Linked DNA regions of Homo sapiens: region 2 is linked to region 1. A link is a contact called in ENCODE Hi-C or POLR2A ChIA-PET data. All regions are on one chromosome and are shown on one strand. Each heading gives the region's core, a stretch centred on a gene start or an enhancer-like site at or near the end of the contact. The rest is flanking DNA. Distances are from core to core; before and after follow the strand shown. Region 1 holds the start of LOC124903065 (a long non-coding RNA gene). Region 2 holds the start of ZNF26 (zinc finger protein 26).

Region 1 (6,950 bases), core at 1,348-3,847:
GCACCACCACACCCGGCTAATTTTTGTATTCTGGTCTCGAACTCCTGACCTTAGGTGATCTGCCTGCCTCAGCTTCCCAGAGTGCTAGGATTTTCCTTTTTTTTTTTTTTTTTTTTTTGTAAGTGAAAGCAAGTTTATTAGAGATGTAAAGAAACAAAAGAATAGCTACTCCACAGGCAGAGCAGCCTATATTTTCCTTTTGATATGAACTTTTTTTTTTTTTTTGAGATGGAGTCTCATTCTATTGCCCAGGCTGGAGTGCAGTGGCGGGATCTGGGATCACTGCAACCTCTGCCTCCCGGGTTCAAGCGATTCTCCTGCCTCAGCCTCCCTAGTAGCTGGGACTACTGGCATGCACCACCATACCCAGCTGCTTTTTTTTGTATTTTTAGTAGAGACAGGGTTTCACCATGTTGGCCAGGCTGGTCTTGAACTCCTGACCTCAGGTGATCTGCCTGCCTTGGCCTCCCAAAGTGCTGGGATTACTGGTGTGAGCCACTGTGCCCAGCCGCTATGAACTATTTTAAGTGGAAATAATGATTTTTATTCTATTTTATTATTTTTTATTTTGAGACAGAGTCTTGCTCTGTTGCCCAGGCTGGAGTGCAATGGCGCAATCTCGGCTGACTGCAACCTCTGCCTTCTGGGTTTAAGCAATTCTCCTGCCTCAGCCTCCCGAGTAGCTGGGACTACAGGCGCGTGCCACCACGCCCGGCTAATTTTTGTATTTTTAGTAGGGACGGGGTTTCACCGTGTTAGCCAGGATGGTCTCGATCTAATGACCGTGTGATCTGCCCACCTCAGCCTCCCAAAATGCTGGGATTACAGGCATGAGCCACTGCACCTGGCCTAATGTTTTGAGTTTTAATACATGTACTTTGCAAAACTTTCTTCTTTACAACTACTTTAACCCTGTAGGGAAAATAAGACAGGAAGAAATGAATAAAGCACATCCACAGGAGTGCTCATTTTCCTTCTCCCAGACTCCCCAAGCTGTAGGCACGAACACTGTTCTCTGCAAGTCTCACCTGGGCCACGCACTTCTCTGGACTTGCATGGATTTCCTCCCAGAACAATCCTGATTAAGGAAACACCAGGTGCTCTCTGTTTCCCGCTGCCAACCCCTCTGTGAAGGGAAATGCCTAAAACAGATCTCACTCCGAGATCTTTACTTTCCAGAGAAAGTAAAGAATAACGCATGGGAACATTCCAGAACATGAGGGAATCTCTGCTTATGAATTTAAGGAAAGTGTCTCTGGTGGACGTGGAGAAAAGGGAACCCTCATACACGGTTGGAAGGAATGTAAATTAGTACAACCACTACCGAGAACTGTTTGGAGGTACCTCAGAAAACTAAAAATTGAGCTACCACAAGCTCCAGCAATCCCTGATGGCTAGATACCGGAAAGGGAATCAGCATGTCTAAGAGATGTCTGCACTGCCATGTTTGCTGCAGCACTGTTCACAACAGCCAAGATTTGGAAGCAACCTAAATGTCCATCAACAGATGAATGGATAAGAAAATGCGGCGCCTGTAATCCCAGTACTTTGGGAGGCCCAGGCGGGCGGATCATGAGGTCAGGAGATCGAGACCATCCTGGCTGACACGGTGAAACCCCCGTCTCTACTAAAAATACAAAAAATTAGCCGGGCGTGGTGGCGGGCGCCTGCAGTCCCAGCTACTGGAGAGGCTGAGACAGGAGAATGGCGTGAACCCGGGAGGTGGAGGTTGCAATGAGCTGAGATCGCGCCACTGCACTCCAGCCTGGGCAACAGAGCGAGACTCCGTCTCAAAAAAAAAAAAAAAAAAAGAAAGAAAGAAAGAAAATGCGGCGCATGGCGGGGCACAGCGGCTCATGCCTGTAATCTCAGCACTTTGGGAGGCCGAGGCGGATGGATCACAAGGTCAGGAGTTCAAGACCAGCCTGGCCAAGATGGTGAAACCCCATCTCTACTACAAATACAAAAATTAGCTGGGCGTGGTGGCGGGAGCCTGTAATCCCAGCTACCCTGGAGGCTGAGGCAGGAGAATCGCTTGAACCCGGGAGGCGGCGGTTGCAGTGAGCCGAAACCACCTCCAGCCTGGGCGACAGAAACAGACTCTGTCTCAGAGAAAAAAAAAAAAAAAGCGAAAAAACGTTATTTATTTATTTATTTATTTAGAGACGGAGTCTTGCTCAAGTTGCCCAGGCTGGAGTGCAATGGCACGATCTCGGCTCACTGCAACCTCGGCCACCCAGGTTCAAGCAATTCCCCTGCCTCAGCCTCCTGAGTAGCTGGGATTACAGGCGCGCGGCACCACGCCCGGCTAATTTTTGTATTTTTAGTAGAGACTGGATTTCACCTTGTTGGCCAGGCTGGTCTGGATATCCTGACCTCATGATCTACCCGCCTCGGCCTCCCAAAGTGCTGGGATTACAGGCGAGAGCCACCGCGCCCGGCCTATAAAAACATTTTTAAAAAAGGACAATGACTCTAGAGATTCCCCGGCAGAGTTCCTCTGGGAAGCTTTTCCTCACCGAAGACGCGGCCTCAAGTCATCCCCAAGCCGGGGCTCCTGGGTGGCTTCTCAGGAAGCCAAGCTCCCTCACCCTGTGGCGACGCCGCGGGCGGAATGCGCATGCGCGCCACGAGCCACAATCGTAGGGTTGGGCGCGCCCTGCCGGCCACCAGGGGCAGCGCAGGAGCTGAGCGCACCCCATCAGCGAAAGAAGCGCGCCTCCCCGCTCTTTTCTGAACCGTATCTCCTAAACTATAATTTTGGAGATCAAAAGTGCGGTGGAGCCTCCTCTTCTGTGGCTTGATAGGAGTGGGGGAGGTAACAAGAAGCAAAAGTACAAAGCCAATATATTAAAGTCAACTGAAACTGGAAAACTTTAAAGGCCTACCGTTTGCAATAAAACAACAAAAAGAAATCCTTGGATACAACAAATCCAAGAAATCCTTGCTCTAACAAAATATGAAACCATCTGTATCCAGAAAACTATGAAACACTATTAAAAGAAAACGTAGGCCGGCGCAGTGGCTCACACCTGTAATCCCAGCACTCCGGAAGGTCCGGAGCACAGAGGGCTCGCCTGAGGTCAGGAGTCCAGAGGAGCCTGGGAAATATGGCCAAGCCCTGTCGTTACTAAAAATACAAAAATTAGACTGGCTTGGTGGTGTGCGGCTGTAGTCCCGGCTACTCGGGAGGCTGAGATGGAAGGATGGCTTGAGCCCTGGAGAGGGAGGTTGCAGTGAGCCATGATGGGGCCACTGCACTCCAGCCGGGGGAACAGAGGGAGACTCTATCTTAAGGGAGGGAGGGAGGGAAGGAAGGAAGGAAAGGAGGGACGGAAAAGAAAGAGAGAGAAAGAGAGAAAAAAAAGGAAAACATAACCGGAGCATACTCCTTTTTCATTATTGTAGTCACAATATTGCTAAGATGTCAATTCTTCCCAACTGTAGAGTTGGTGCCGCTCCGACAAAAATCCCCGCAATTAATTTCGTAGATGTTGACAAACTGTTTGTAAACCTAGAATTGTAAATACAACCCTGAATAATAATGAACTTGAAGAACTCAACTTCCAAATCCAAAACTTCTAAAAGCTACCAAAAGAGCACTATCTTTGCAAAAGAATGGGCATTCTTTCACATGAACAATATCATTTTATCTTATTTTTAATTTTTTTTCAGGGTGTTGCTGTCACCCAGGCTGGAGTGCACTGGCACCATTATAGCTCACTGAAGCCTCGAATTCCTAGGATCAAGGGATCCTCCCACCTCAGCCTCCTGAGTAGCTGTTACTATAGGTGCCACCACGCCTGGCTGGAACAATATCATTTAAACTAAGCTTACATAGAATGTATTAATAATACAATCACAGGCAAGGACCCTTGCTTCAAACGTGTTAGGAAGCTGCAGAATTGAGGCCAGCCAAAACAGAGAGATTAAATCACATACATTTCTAGCTTTAATTTTCTTCCTATTTTCGCAGATCATGATTTTCATAATGATAATACATGAAGTGGTCCTTATAATAAGTAGATTCTATAGAGATGTGTATTGTATCAGCAGATGTCCGGTGTAGAATGCCACTTCCATCACAGCTTCTGAACACACAATGCTATCTACAATCGATTAAAAAATATATTTCAAAAGCCAGTTTCCCCAATATAACTAACTTCAGCATTCACTGATGTACTGAAAACTTATATTTGCCAATAATAGATTTTAGGGTAATTCATATTAAGATAGGATGGTTTTTAATATTATTTGAGGATAGACAGGAAATTTTAGTTGAGCAGGTTCTATTTTGTTTGAGTGGATCCATTAAAAAGATTGTTATTATTGCCGAGTGTGGTGGCTCGTGCCTCTAATCCCAGCACTCTGCGAGGCTGAGGCGGGAGGATGGCTTGAGCCCAGGCGTTTGAGACCAGCCTGGGCAACCTAGGCAGACCTCATCTCCAATAAAAATACAAAAATCAGCCTGACGCAGTGGCACGTGCCTGTAGTCTCAGCTACTTGGGAGGCTAAGGCGGGAGGACCACTTGAGCCCAGGAGTTCGAGGCTGAAGTGAGCTATGATGGCACCACTGCACTCCAGATGAGGCGACAGAGACTCTCCCTCTAATAAATAAATCAATACATCAATGAAAAATTTTAAAAAGATTATTTGTTGACTGTCAGGGTGATTTATTCTTCTAATAAATAGAATATTTACTTACAATTATATATCTTCTCATTAATACTCCAGTTCTGGTTACAAACTGGTAAAAATTGAGATAAAATCATAAAACTAACCAGGAAAACATTGACCTGCTAAAAACATAGAATCAGTGAAACTACTCAGGAAATACTTGCTATGACAGATTACTCTCTCTGTTAAAGGGTCCCATGTAGAGACATTTCTATGAATATTGAACAGTTAACAAAAAACTGAGACTGGGGGAGTGACAGACAATTCAGATTACAAAGCAAAAGCAACATAGGATTCAGATAAATACGATACCATGGTGAAACAAAATCTTTAAAGCACAAATGGTTTTGAATGTAGAAGCTCATATTTCACTAACTATTCACTGATGCGTAGTCCACTTTTCAGCAGTGATCTCCAATCAGTCCCTCCTTTCACAGAAGCCAGCGCAGGAGGCGCACGCGTCGCTTCCCGCCCCGCACTTCACCGCCCCAGCCCGTCCTGGCTGCCACCCGCCGTCCCTGAGAAACGCTCAGACGCTTCTCTCTCTCTTTTTAAAATTATACTTTAAGTTCTGGGGTACATGTGCAGAACCTGCAGGTTTGTTACATAGGTATACACGTGCCATGGTGGTTTGCTGCACCCATCAACCAGTTATCTACATTACGTATTTCTCCTGATGCTATCCCTCCCCTGGCCCCCCACCCCCGACAGGCCCCGGTGTGTGATGTTCTCCTCCCATTGTCCATGGTTTTTATTTTATTATTATTTTTTGAGACGGAGTCTCGCTCTATCGCCCATGCTGGAGTGCAGTGGCACCATCTCGGGTTCAAGCGATTCTCCTGCCTCAGCCTCCTGAGTAGCTGGGATTACAGGCATGCGCCGCCACGCCCGGCTATTTTTTTTTTTTTTTTTTTTTTTTTTTTTTTTTGTATTTTTAGTAGAGACGAGGTTTCACCATGTTGGCCAGTCTGGTCTCGAACTCCTGACCTCGTGATTCGCCCGCCTCGGCCTCCCAAAGTGTTGGGATTACAGGCGGGAGCCGCCGCGCCCGGCCTCAGACGTTTTTCTCTAGGTAAAGCCGCGGGATGAACCAGCCCCTGTGGAAATTTAGAAGTAACGACGTCCGTCAATTTCTGTATGAAAAATATACAGATCGTGTGACACGTCTTCTGGGAATGAAAGTCTGCTAAACTCGCCGTCACGAGTAGATGAACACATTTAAAGTTTGTAGTTAAGAGGAAAACAACGCCAACGACACAAATGCCCCAAGCGCTGGATGAAGCAGCGACCTAGGATGGGGCTGGCCTGGAACGGGAACCAAGACGCCCGCCCGGACGAAAACGAGCAGGGAAACCCGGGCCGGGGTCGGCCGCCCCACACGACGCACTGCGCAGAGACCACGCGGCTCCGGGTCTCGCCTGCGCCGGCGCATCCCTCGCAGACGCGCTCCTCCCACGCGAGGGCCCCTTCCCCGAAGCGCACGCCTAAGACTGCGCGCCGCAGCCCGCCCTGTCTAGCTGAGGCGCAGACCCGGATGGGTCCCAGAGGGGCGGGTCGGGGCGGAGAGCCGCGCCCAAAGGCAATGGGAGCCGCACGCTGCTAGGCAACATGCTGTCTCCCGGCAACGTAGAGGCGGGGAATTCGCCAACGTGTCTGAAACAGACAACAATTTTAGCCAACGGCTGCGTGGGCCTTGGGCGTCCTGGCCAATGGGAATAGTGAGGGGCCTGTCACTAAGAAACCTGTCCCTGAGCAACGCATAGGAGGGGTGGAACCCAGCAGCGCTGACTGAGCCGCCGCGAAGTGCCGGAACGTATTACCTGGGAGCCAAATTTCAGAGCGTCGTTTGTCTTCCCAAGCCCACCAGCTTTCAGCGTTCTCCAGCCTCGCCACACCCCCGCCTCGGGCCGTCCCCGCCCAGACGCTTGTCCCCGCGAGAAGCTGAGCGCACTGAAGTGAGCCCGGCGGCTGCCGCCGGAGGAGGAGCCCGGCTCTGGACACGGCCGTCAGGAAGCTCAGAGGCTGCAGCACCGCTTCTGCGTTGATTTCCGCTTGACTTTTACTCTTTTCTTGGGTTAAAAATCAAACGCCGACCCGAGGCGTCAGAGATGGGCGGTCGTTAGGCGCAGTGGCGGCCCCCGGATGTTTGCGATGGGACGGCGGGCTCGGAACGTGTGGACGTGGGCTTTGGAGGTGCGAGCCCCATTGGGCCAGGGCTGGGTCCGGGCAGTGGTACGGGGTCTCAGCTGTCCGTCACAGGAGATGTGCAGGCC
Region 2 (6,708 bases), core at 766-3,265, 81 kb after region 1:
ACCCTTAAGCATTTATCCTTTGTGTTACAAGCAATCCAATTATACTTTTAGTTATGTTAAAATGTACAATTAAATTATTTTTGAGTATATCCTGTTGTGCTAGAAAATACTAGGTCTTATTCTAACTATTTTTTCTGCCAAATGACTATTTCCATCCCCCACAGTGTCCCACTACCCTCCCAGCTGCTGGTAACCATCTTTCTACTCTCTATCACCATGAGTTCAATTGTTTTAATTTTTGGCTCTCACAAATAAGTGAGAATATGTGAAGTTTGTCTTCTCTGCCTCGCTTATTTCACTTAATATAATGATCTCCAGTTCCATCCATGTTGTTGCAAATGACAGGATCTCATTCTTTTTTATGGCTTCCTAGTACTCCATTGTGTATATGTACCACATTTTCTTTATTCATTAACCTGTTGATTGACACTTCGGTTACTTCCAAATCTTGGCTATTGTGAATAGTGCTGCAGTCAACAAGGGAGTGCAGACAGCTCTTGGATATACTGATTTTCTTTCTTTCGGGTATATACCTAGGAGTGGGATAGCTGCATTGTATGGTAGCTCTATTTTTATTTTTTTGAGGAACCTCCAAACTGTTCTCCATAGTGGTTGTACTAATTTACATTCCCACCAAGAATGTACCAGGGTTCCCTTTTCCCCATATCCTCACCAGCATTTATTATTGCTTGTCTTTTGGATAAAAGCCATTTTAACTGGGGTGAGATAATATCTCGTTGTAGTTTTGATTTGCATTTCTCTGATGATCAATTATATTGTGTACCTTTTCATATACCTGTTTGCCATTTGTATGTCTTCTTTTGAGAAATGTCTATTCAGATGTTTGGCACTTTTTTTTTTTTTTTTTTTTTGAGACAGGGTTTCACTCCTGTCATCGAGGCTGGAGTGCAATGGTGCAATCTCGGCTCACTGCAACCTCCACCTCACGGGCTCAAGCAATTCTGCTGCCTTAGCCCCCCAAGTAGCTGAGACTACAGATGCATGCCACCACATCCGGCTTACTTTTGATATGTTTTGTAGAGACGAGGTTTCACCATGTTGCCCAGGCTAGTCTCCAACTCCTGGGCTCATGCGATCCACCCACCTCAGCCCTCCAAAATGCTGGGATTACAGACGTGAGCCATCGTGCCTGGCCATTTTGCACATTTTTAAATCTCAAAAGGCCAATCTACAATAGTGGTGTTATCTGTAGGAGTAACTGGGGAAGTTGCGTGTCTTGTGACCAATCCACATCTTAGCAGAATTCAGGCTCCTCTCCTCCCGCTAGCTTGGTGGTCTCTCATAGGTTTTACAAAGGCAGTTGGGTTTTGGAAAAGGGCTATCATTTGAACTATAACCTAAATGTCTTCCAAAGTTAGCTTGGCCTAAGCCCAGGAATAATGAAGGCATCTTGACAGCCAAAGGCGCGCAGAGTTGGGGGTTTGGTTAGATTAGACCTCCCCCACTGCTATAATTTTCTCACTGATATAATTTTTGCAAAGGCAGTTTCATTACTGGTGTGGTTCTATTTATTTGTTTTTCACATCTACTATAGTTTCTCCTTTATGAAGTTGGTTACTGTATTATTTGGTGCACTGATATTCAAAACTGTTATTTAACCCTATGAACTGCAGCTTTTAGCTTTACAAAGCGTCCTTTTTTGCTGTGCCTTCTGGTCTGAACCCTATCTTGTTTGATATCAAAACCTCAGCACGCCTGCGTCTCTGCTGGGGTCGGACTCTGAGTCAGTTCTACAGGCCCTGGGAAACTGGGCGTCCAGGCTCCGAGGATGGTACTGAACCTGGCGCAGCCGTGGGAGGGTGAACCAGGTGCCGCTGGCGGAGCCCCCTCCCAGCCTTCCTTTCCCGTCAGGCTGTGCCCCTCTCTAGATCCGCGGCAGCTGGAAGCCAGGCCTGTAACGAGGGAGCCTTCTCCGAGGATTGTGGGAGATGTAGTTTTTCCGGCGCCTTCGCGTCCTGGCGCATCGACGCAGGACGCACTTCCGCATGCGCCGCACTCCCGGCCTTAGTCGGGTGCGCGCGTGCAGGGCTGTTTCCGGCTTAGACTCAGTGGACCGGAATCTGGCCAGCGGGTGTACCTGGCTGAGTCTCTGTGGCCGCGGAGGCGCGGAGCTAAGCGGCTCGGATTATCCTGGGCAGACCAGAGACTTGACCAGCTAAACACTTCCGTCGGTCCGGGGCGTGGACGGGGCCAGATCAGCCTCCTGCTCTCCCGAGTCAGGGCCACGGAAAGGCACAAATCCATCCGTGCGACTCCTGGTACCCAGACCGGGAGGTTGTCTAGTCACGCGCGGTCTGTGTTGGGCGAGAGCTGAGGAGCCGGCGTCCCTGCCAACGACTCGGCCCCGGGACGGTCAGGAGCCTGGGGCCCTGGTCCCGCACCTGTCTTCGGGCGGACGCATCCCTCACGGTCTCTCCGCAGCCCGCGGGTCCTGCCCCCGCAGGCAGCGCGCGAACGTGGGCGTGGGGATGGCCACCAGTTTCCGGACAGCTTCGTGCTGGGTAAGTAGAGACTTTCCGTGTTTAAAATTCGACTGGATACTGAGGGTGGCCACGTTAATCTCTTCAGGGTTACTCCGGGAACTGAACTCACATTCAGCTGTAATTGTGTGCGTAGTTTACTAGACTACCCTCCCCACCAAACCAAAGCGCCTCTGAAGCTCGCCCAAGCTCTGGCCCTGCAGAAACGTGCCTGTGGTATTCTGTGACGGGCAGTTATACTGCACTTCATGGCCAGCTGCGGGCCCTGAAGTCTGAGGATCCTCCATCATTTCATGTTTTCTACACAAAGTTGTCTTATGGAGACCCTTAGAACTTAGCTGGAGAAATGATCAGTTCCTCCTTTTTCGTTTGGCCAAATGCTTGTTTATGGAGTGTCCTTTTGTCTGCTGGACTCTAAGGCTGGTGCTGGCAATGCAGAGATAAATTATGTATGTTCCTAATTTTAGAGGAGCTTTGGTTTGGTGGAGAGGGTAGTCTAGTGAACTATGGACGCAATTACAGGTGAATGAATAGGGAGAAAAGGCTAGGAGCGGAGCTCGAGAGTCCGAAAGGTAAGGGGCGGGCCAGTGGATCATCGGGACTTTATGAATTATTGATGGAGTGAACCAGAGGGGAGTCTTTACAAGTGATTTGATTGCCAAATCCTTTGCCCTCGGTGAGTGGTGTTGACGACGTTGCCGGATGTGGTGCTCTACCATTGAGCTATACAGCCGGAGACTAGGAATGCTATTGGAAGAGGGACCCTGGGAATGACTTTCGCAGGTGTTGAATATCCAATGCCTGTATTTCAGCCTGTAACTCACATGGGAGGTCTAAACTGGAAATACATAAAGACACCTTATTGTATTCGTGGAAGCTCAGAGTGTGACCAACTGGAACCCTCAAGAGGACCGAGGTGAGGACTCAGGTTAATGAAAGGAAAGGACACACGGTGGAGAAAGGCTGTTGTGCTAAAGAAACGAGAGAAAGTTAGGAGTGGATTTCTCCCCCTGTGAGTTTGTTCCTTTGTCAGAGATCAGTTGACTATATTTATATGGGTCTATTTCTGGGCTCTTTATTGAGTTCTATTGATCTATTTGTTGTTTCACTAATACCACACTGCCACACTGTCTTGATTTTTGTAGCTTTGTAATAAGTCTTTTTTTATTTTTTTGAGACGGAGTCTCGCTCTGTCGCCCAGGCTGGAGTGCAGTGGCGCGATCTCGGCTCACTGCAACCTCTGCCTCCCGGGTTCGAGCGATTCTTGAGCCTCAGCCTCCCGAGTAGCTGGGATTACAGGCACATGCCACCCAGTCCGGGTAATTTTTGTATATTTTGTAGCGATGGAGTTTAGCCATGTTGCCCAGGCTGGTCTTTATAGTAAATCTTTTGTTTTTTTTTCAAGGCAGGATCTCACTCTGTTGCCCAGGTTGGAGTGCAGTGGAACAGTCACAACTCACTGCAGCCTCGAACTCCCGGGCTCAAGGGATCCTCCACCTCAGCCTCCTGAGTAGCTGGGATTACAGGCATATGCCACCACATCAGGCTAATTAAAAATTTTTTTTTTTTTTTGTACAGATAGGGTCTCACTGTGTTGCCCTGGCTGGCCTGCAACTCTTGGCCTCAAGCACTTCTTCCTCCTTGGCCTCCCAAAGCATTGGTGGGATAACAGGTGTGAGCCACCATGCCCAGCCTATAAGTCTTGAAGTCAGGTTCATTCTCCCAAATGTATTCTTCTGCTTCCGTATCCTGTTAGCTAATCTAAGTCTTTTGTCTGTCTGAACTTTATAATCAGTTTGTCAACATCTGCAAAATAACTTGCTGGGATTTTAACTGACAGTGCATTCAATCTGTAGATCAAGTTGGGAAGAGCTGAAGTCTTGAATATTGAGTCTTCCTATCCATGAACATGTTATATCTCTCTATCTAGTTCTTAGTTTTCATTCAGCAGTGTTTGGTAGTTTTTCTCATATAGATTTTATATAGTATCATTATATATTTTGTTAGACTTACACCTAAGTATTTAATTTTTGTGGGTGCTACTGTAAATGGTATTGTGTTTTTTATTTCAAATTCAGCTTACACCTGTGTACAGGAAAGGGGTTGACTTTTGTATATTAACTTTGTATCCTGCAACCTTGGTATAATCATGTAGTTCCAGGAGTCTTTCGGTGAATTTTTTTTTTTTTTTTTTTTTTTTTTTTGAGACAGAGTCTCGCTGTTGGCCAGGCTGGAGTGCAGTGGCACAATCTCGGCTCACTGCAACCTCCACCTCCTGGGTTCAAGCGATTCTCCTGCCTGAGCCTCCTGAGTAGCTGGTACTACAGGCATGTGCCACCACGCCCATCTAATTTTTTTGTATTTTTAGTAGAAATGGAGTTTCACTGTGTTAGCAGGATGGTCTCGATCTCCTGACCTCGTGATCAGCCCACCTCGGCCTCCTAAAGTGCTAGGATTACAGCCATGAGCCACCGTGCCGGGTCTGGTGAATTCTTTTGGACTTTGCACAATTATGCCATCTGTGAACAAAGTTTTATTCCTTCCTTCACAGTCATTATACATTTTACAGGTTAAGTATCTTTTATTCAAAATGCTTAAGACCAGAATTGTTTTGGATTTTGGATTTTTTCAGATCTTGGACTATTTACATATACATAAGATATCTTGGGGATGGGACCCAAGTCTAAACACAGAATTTGTTTATGTTTCATATATACTTTATACGTACAGCCTGAAGGTAATTTTATACAGTATTTTAAATAATTTTGTGTGTGAAACAAAGGTTGTATTAAGTTAATGTGTGGGATTTTCCACGTGTGAGGACTCAAAACGTTTTGAATTTTGGAGCATTTAGATTTCAGGTTTTTGGAACAGGGATTCTCATCCTGTATTTTCTGTTCTTGTTTTTTTGCCTCAGATAGGACTTCCAGTACAATGTTGAAAAAGAGTGGTGAGAGGGGATTAAAGATACATTTTGCCTTGTTGATCTTAGTGGGAAAGCTTCAAGTTTCTCACAGTTAAGTATGATGTTAGTTGTAGCATTTTTCTTGGTAGATATTCTCTATCAAGTTGAGAAAGACCCTTGTTCCTAGTTTAGTGAGGGTTTTTGTTGTTGTTAATTGTGAATGGGGTTGGATTTTGTCAGATTTTTTTTCTGGGCCAGATGTGGCTCACACCTGTAATCACTTTGGGAGGCTGAGGCAGGAGGATAGCTTTAGCCTAGGAATTCAGGACCAGCCTGGGCAACATAGTGAGACCCCATCTCTACAAAAAATTAAAAAACAAAATAGCTGGGCGTGGTGACACATGCCTGTAGTCTCAGCTACTGAGGAGGCTGAAGTGGAAGGATTGCTTGAGCCTGGGAGGTTGAGGCTGCTGTGAGCCATGTTTGCACCACTGCACTCCAGCCTGGGTGACAGAGCGAGACCCTGTCTCAAAAAAGAAAAAAAGTTTTTTCTGCATCTATCTATGCTTTTTCTTCTTTAGTCATTTGATACGATGGAACTGATTCAAGTATTGAACCAACCTTACATACCAGGAATAAATCCCACTTGGCTGTGGTGTACACTTGTTTTTATACATTGTTGTATTTTATTTTCTAGTATTTTGTTGAGGATTTTTGTATCTATATTTATGAGATAATTTTTCTGTAGTTTTCTAGGGTTTCTGTCTGGTTTTGGTATTAGAGCGATGCTGTCTTTATAGACTGAGTTAGGATTCCCTCTGCCTTTATCTTCTGAAAAATATTGTAGAGGGAAAAAAAGATTGGTGTGATTTTTTTCCTTAAATGTTTGGTAGACTTCACCAGTGAGTGAACCCATCTTGGCCTGGCACTTTCTGGTTTGGGTGATTCTTAATTTTTGATTCAATTTAGGCTTATTAGAGTGTCTGTTTCTTTTTGTTCAGTTTTGGCAGATTGTGTCTTTCAGGGATTTGGTCTGTTTCATCTAGGTCATGAAATGTGTGGACGTAGAATTGTACATAGTATGATGTTCCTTTATTGTCCTTTTTTCTTTTTATTTTTTTGATAGAGTCTCACTCTGTCACCCAGGCTGGAGTGCAGTGGCATGATCATGGCTCACTGCAACCTCTGCCTCCCAGGTTCAAGCGATTCTCCTGCCTCAGCCTCCCGAGTAGCTGGAAGTACAGGTGTGTGCCACCATGCCCGGCTAATTTTTGCGTTTTTAGTAGAGACAGGGTTTCACTA

Evidence for each region. Hi-C counts contacts between places; a loop is a spot of excess contacts on that map. ChIA-PET counts read pairs that join two places held with the same protein, here RNA polymerase II (POLR2A). Pooled maps may share reads with other maps.
Region 2: a pooled map shows a loop between it and region 1 (3-fold over the local background). The contact joins the promoter of ZNF26 here to the enhancer-like site in region 1. A Hi-C loop is called at or near these places in 9 of 168 maps with a recorded cell type or tissue (B cell, CD4-positive, alpha-beta T cell, CD4-positive, alpha-beta memory T cell and 3 more), 12 of 37 single-sample maps with no recorded cell type and 26 of 50 pooled maps. POLR2A ChIA-PET finds 5 or more read pairs at or near these places in 12 of 52 experiments (B cell, CD4-positive, alpha-beta T cell, CD4-positive, alpha-beta memory T cell and 8 more).

Annotation. Positions count from the first base shown.
Region 1 is chr12:132,902,279-132,909,228 of GRCh38, forward strand. It overlaps LOC124903065 (a long non-coding RNA gene), which reads left to right and starts at 6,390. Exons shown (of 2, transcript XR_007063553.1): 1 at 6,390-6,870. RefSeq lists a silencer at 6,114-6,163. Within about 2 kb of position 2,598, at least 2 of the 41 ENCODE cell types and tissues checked have a DNase peak (open chromatin) inside an H3K27ac peak, as active enhancers do.
Region 2 is chr12:132,984,352-132,991,059 of GRCh38, forward strand. ZNF26 (zinc finger protein 26) reads left to right here and starts at 2,016. Exons shown (of 4, transcript NM_019591.4): 1 at 2,016-2,522. The coding sequence starts at 2,490. RefSeq lists enhancers at 1,637-2,106, 2,362-2,861, 2,587-2,636.